Linked DNA regions of Homo sapiens: region 1 is linked to region 2. A link is an interaction called in ENCODE POLR2A ChIA-PET data of the cell type or tissue named here. Cell type or tissue: endothelial cell of umbilical vein. All regions are shown on one strand. Links, peaks and the distances in the headings refer to the core of each region. The heading gives the core; the rest is flanking DNA.

Region 1 (2,919 bases), core at 218-2,717, 89 kb after region 2:
ACAGAGAGGGTAGGTAGAGAGAACATAGAGAAGGCTCACCACCTCTTAACTGCCTCAAAGTGACACATCACTTCCACACACTCTAGTAATGAGAACTAACCACAAGGCCCTATCTGGATGTGAGAGAGACAACAAATGTTTGACAATGAAGTATAGCAAAAGAAGTAACACTGTAAAGGGATTGAAGGGCTGAGAAAATGTTTTTTTTCCTAGATTCAGAAAGACCTGGATTCAGGAAGTACTCATTATGTCGAACAAATCCTGCTCATGGGACGTAAAGTTGACCATTCCATTGATAAAAGAAAGTCATAAGATCAGCCCATATTCAAAGGGAGGGGAAAGAAATGCCACTTCTTGATGGGAGAAGCACATCAAGGAAGGAGCACATTGCAAAAGGGCATGGATACAGGAAGACATGACTCATGGGAAGACATTTTTAATAATCTACCACAACCTCCTATCAGCAGCGGGATCCCACCAACCTGGCCTGCTCTGTGTTCTTCCACATACACGTCTTGAAGGCATTTTGTGACTTTGGCTATCTGTTATGGTGGCACTAGTGTCCACTAGAAAGTAATTTGCATGTGGCCTGCAGGACTTGAGGAAAACTCAGAATATGCTAACCCAATCTTAGGTCTCTGCTTTTACTGTTTTTTGTTCTAGCCATTTGTCTGCTGGTAATTTCTACTCTAACAGGCTGCTGACTTCTTGAAAGCAAGGCCTGGGTCATTCTAACAGGTATAAGGTGATATCTCATTGTGGTTTTGATTTGCATTTCACTGATGTTTAGTAATGTGGAGCATTTTTTATATACCTGTTGGCCCCTTGTATATCTTCTTTACAGAGTGTCTATTCAGGTATTTTGCCCATTTTTAATAGGGTTATTTGTTTTCTTGCTTTTAAGTTGAGTTCCTTACATATTTTGGACATTAACCCATGTAGTTTGTATAGTTTGCCAGTATCCTTTCCCATTTTATAGGTTGTTTGTTCACTCTGCTGATTGTTTCCTTTGCTGTGAAGAAGCTTTTTGGTTTAATATAGTCCCTTTTGTCCAATTTTGCTTTTGTTGCCTGTGCTTTTGAGGTCTTATCCAAAAAACCATTGTCTATATCCATGTCATTAAGCATTTCCCACTTTTTTTTCGTAGTTCCATAGTTTCAGGCTTTGCAATTAAGGGCTAAGCACAGCTTTTTACATATCAGGCTTCAATAAATGTTGAATAAATTATTCAAATTGACCATCTCCAATTTTTACCAACCTTTTCTGTATGACATTCCCCAATATATAATTATTTCTGATTATTATTTAAGAAAAGAAAGCAAATGAAGCAATATTGAAGTCTAGAGAATTTCTAAAAATTATTCTTTATTTCTAGCCACACTGTTTCTCACAGGCAAATACCATCCTTCATCTGGTATCTATGCCTGTGGTTAGGCTTCTAAGAGCAGCCCAAGGAAGGCCAAATACTTAGTGGGTACTGAATGAAGGAACAGGAAGAATCAGAATAAACTCTTTCCACACTGTTTTTTCAAAAAACACAAAGGAATAGAGCCTTGGTATTGTAAAGGGCTGTGAGCCTGGTGTGGAAAAACATCATACGAGAACAGTGAATGAAAACATACCCTGCTCTTAGAAGCCAACCACATACACACCTCTTTCTCCCTCCCCCAGCCAGAAGTGACTATAGAATCTGTTGATGCCATTAGGAAAATTGTAGTAATTCCCGCTATGTTTCACTTGATTCCAAGTGCTGCCTCATGACTCTGTCAGCCAAAAAATGTTTGTCAATATACTCACCACTAATTCTGATGCAGTCTTTGTCTTTTAGATGTGTTTGTTGACCCTCCTCCACTCTGGTAAGCACCTGCTCATTCCAAGGCAAGGCAGTTTCAGATGAGTCCCAGTACTTCACCCACCCAATTAAATTGGATATTCATGCAGTTTTAATTTCTCCCATTTTCCAACCCCAGTTGTGATTTGGAGAATTAGCCAAGCTTCTCTATCTGCTTGTCTGTAAAATTGGGCTAGCCATTTACATAAAAGAGAAAATCTGTGAAATAAGCTGAGATTTTCTTTTCAGAGATTACTTAGCTTGAGTCAGATTTTAGGCCTTGCCCATTCCCACAGGCTGAGAGGAGCTTGTAGAGGAGTAACTCCCCCTACCTAAGGTTCTTTCTGGGACAGAAACAGCCCAACTTCCATTCTCTTTCCAGATAATTCTTGTCTCACCTCACGCCTACAATGAACTGAATGCTTATGTTCCCACAAATACCCCCCAAGGTGGTAGCCTTAAAAGGCGGGACATTTGGGTGGTAATTAGGTCATGATTTGGATTGATGCCCTTATGAAAGGGATCCCAAAGAGCTCACTTGCCTCTTCCCCATGTGAGGACACAGTGAGAAGCCTCCATCTATGAGGAATGGGCCCTCACCAGATACTGAATTTGCCAGTGCCTTGGTCTTGCACTTCCCAGACTCCAGAACTGTGAGAAATCATTGTGTATTGTTTATAAGCCACCCAGTTTATTGCGTTTAGTTATAGCAACCTTAACAAACTAGGACACTGCCCATGTTTAACTTAGCTATGTGATTTCTTTATTTTTCTTTTTTGTTAGCTCTTTGATATTTTTGTAAATTGTAGTTATTTGCATTTGGATCAAACACTTTTAAAATCAATGAATGGATATTTATCTATGTGAACTATTTATCATGAACCATTGATTCAAAGCAAAACAGAAAAGTATCATTTATAGAAACTCTGTACTATTGCCTTATAATCACTGTATTTTTAATACCTTTATTGAGGTGTAATTGCTATAATATATGCCATACAGATTGAGAATGTACAAGTTGATAAGTATTCACATGTGTATATATACCTGTGAAGCCATCTTCACAATCAAGAAAATGGACAGATCCA
Region 2 (2,919 bases), core at 233-2,732:
TCGTTCCCCAGGCTGTAGTGCAGTGGTACCATCATATGTCTCACTGTAGCCTCGATCTCCTGGGCTCAAGTGATCCTCCCTTCTTGGCCTTCTGAGTAGCTAGGACCCCAGGCGCATGCCACCATGCCTGACTAAATTTTTTAAAAAGTTTTTTGTAGAGACGGGGAGTCTCAGTTTGTTGCCCTGGCTGGTCTTGAACTCCTAGTCTCAAGCGATCTTCCTGCCTTGGCCTCCCAAAGTGTTGGGATTACAGGCGTGAGCCACCATGCCCGGCCTGATACTTTTTGTTAAAACAGGAACACACTCCCGAGAGGACAAGAGCTTCAACTTCCCTGAACAAGTACCATGTAGAGTCATTTAGTAGCAGCTCCTATGACTAGATTTGGAGAAGATGGGTGATGAAGTATGAGCAAGGAGGGGGCCTTTGGATGAGGAGGGATGAGAAGGGCAGGGCCAGGCCTTGCACACTTCATAGTTAAGGCCTCTCTTTTGCTCAACAGCATGTGAATTTGGGAGACTTTGCTGATTATAGCTTGGGACACAGATTATTGCTTGAACCATGACGTTGCAGTTCAGTTCTGTTCTCTCTCCTTTATTTCTCAGACCCCTGCCAGAATGTGCCTGGGTATGTACCTACCGCAGCCTTTCTTAGGCCAGTATGTGCACTGAAGGCTTGCCCTGGACAAAGCCTCACAGGGTTGCTTCTCCTTGGTTTTTCATCTCCTGTACCTCTAAGATGGTACTCTGTGTCAGTGATAGTGGCATTAGGTACAAATTAATTGAGACGGGGGCAGAAGTAAGAAAAATCATGGCATGCCTTATGGCGTTCAGAAACTAACCTTTACTCTGTGTGTGTGTGTGTGTGTGTGTGTGTGTGTGTGTGTGTGTGTTTTCAATAGATTACAGTTTGTGGAGGAGTATGCAAATCATACAGAAACTATGCAAATATATTTCCTATCTTGTTCATGTTTTCACATACCTCACTAATGCCTCTGGTGAAATGCAAAAGGAGAATGTTCTGAATCATAGATCCCAAAAGCTAAGGAGTCATGAGCTATTGGGAAATTCAGTTATATAGTACTTGTTTTTTAATCTCCATAGCCAAGTTACAGAAATGTTCATCAGATTTCTGTTATAGGGGAAATAGTCTTCAGCATTCCAATTCTTTCCCTTACATTATAATTCTTACAGTGGAAAGTTGAAATCACGAGCTTTAGAACTGTGCAGTTTCCTTTGAGTTTAGCTTTTCTGAACGGAAGGCTGTGTGAATAAGTTTGCCTTGCCACTTTGCTCTTTCAACTTAAGAGTTATTGTTTCTACAAATGTTGTCTCCTTAGAGAAACGTCTACGTTTCAGAGGAACGGATGATGGATTAGTGTTTACAGTAATGAGAGAGTAAAGAGAGGTTTGGTAGAGGGGGAACCGGTGCGGGAACCATTCAAAAAGTAGCCGTAGCTAGTAATGCTTGTATACTCCCTCTACGCATGAATGATTCATTTTGCCGCTTTGTTATAATAGCCACAGTGTTCAGTCTCTAAGGCTGTCTTGTGATATATCCTTCTTTTGCTAAAAGGCTACATATCAGCAGCCTCGTTTGATTTAGAAGCCGATTCAGCATACCACACATACCATTTGAGAAGAATGCCAGGACCCTTCCTGCTATGAAAATGTCATGCATGCTTAAAATGACAAGGTTTGGCTCAAGCAATGGTTTCAAGTGCTTCTTAATTATCCTTTTTGAATCTTCAAAGCAATTTAATTTTAGGGTTTTCATTTTCAGTTAAGATATAAGTCACCCAAATATTTGCTTTATTTTTAAATATCAAAATGCTGACTTGGCGATTTAGAGTATCCAAAATGTAGCATGAAGGTGGTACCTTTTAAACTGTGGCAAAAAACATATCATAAAATTTCCCACCTTAAGCATTTTTAAGTGTACAGTATAGTAGTGTTAATATATTCACAGTGTTGCGCAACAGATCTCTGGAACTTTTTCATCTTGCAAAACCGAAAGTATATTGAACAACTCCCCATTTTCCTCTCCCCTGCAGCCCCTGACAACCACCATTGTACTTTCTGTTAAGAGTTTGAATACTTTAGATACCCCATATAAAGGGAATCATGCAGCAGTTGTCTTTCTGTGTCTGGCTTATTTCATGTAACTTTATGTCCAACAGGTTCATCCATGTTATAGCAGATGACAAGATTTCCTTATTTTTAAGGCCGAATAGTATTCCATTATGTACATATACCACATTTTGTTTACCCATTCATCTGTGAAGGCAGTTTGTCTTTTTGTAAAGAGTGGTCTCACGAAAGCTTTTCTTGGGAGGTAAAACAACCAAACCACAGAGAACATAGAGAAATTAAATCTGAGACATGTACGCTAAGAAATGGAATTTTTGTTTGTGATATTTAATATCAGACTTTCATACTTGCAAAACGTGGAATTTCCTCCACTGAAATTCTAGTACAAGCAATTTAGGTTTGCACTCCTTCAAAATCCAAAACCCTCCTCCTCATATACCCCATCTGGCTCTCTCTTAGTATTACAGTCTCTGAGACTGTCCCTTAGGGGTACAGACTAAGGCACGTGCTCAAGTGTTCACTGGAGAGCTTGATAAAGTTGGCATTTTCTCCTAAAGTTGTCTGTGCTTCCATAGAATGTCTAGAGGGAAGAGATAAGGGGAAAAGGGGGTGGGGCGAGAAAGGAGCTGTCGGAGCCGTGAAAGGATGGATGACCTATGAGATCATTAAGGTTAGTTAATGGGTTTTCCCATTGGACTTTGTGGGTTTTTCTCACAGATCAGCTTCTATATGGATTCCAGCTCCACTCAGAGTTGAAGCAGCAGTTCTGGCTAAAGCAAAACCACACCAGCAATACGCTCTGTGGTCTGGCTTTAGTCTAAGAAGTGCTGC

The links. ChIA-PET counts read pairs that join two places held together with the same protein. Peaks named below come from ENCODE experiments on the same cell type or tissue, not always from the same donor. Only the 100,000 strongest peaks of a DNase experiment are listed, where the experiment ranks them.
Region 1: POLR2A ChIA-PET joins it to region 2 with 11 read pairs; 5 of 35 experiments call an interaction of 5 or more read pairs at or near these places.

Annotation. Positions count from the first base shown.
Region 1 is chrX:45,717,429-45,720,347 of GRCh38, reverse strand. No RefSeq gene overlaps it. Among named protein-coding and RNA genes, the nearest start is that of MIR221, 27 kb to the left of the region's middle. RefSeq lists a silencer at 1,482-1,776. In endothelial cell of umbilical vein, for the core only: no CTCF peak of the experiment used is centred there; a DNase peak (open chromatin) is centred at 1,607; H3K27ac peaks cover 554 bases.
Region 2 is chrX:45,806,850-45,809,768 of GRCh38, reverse strand. No RefSeq gene overlaps it. Among named protein-coding and RNA genes, the nearest start is that of MIR222HG, 38 kb to the right of the region's middle. RefSeq lists a silencer at 2,846-2,919. In endothelial cell of umbilical vein, for the core only: no CTCF peak of the experiment used is centred there; a DNase peak (open chromatin) is centred at 1,488; H3K27ac peaks cover 2,377 bases.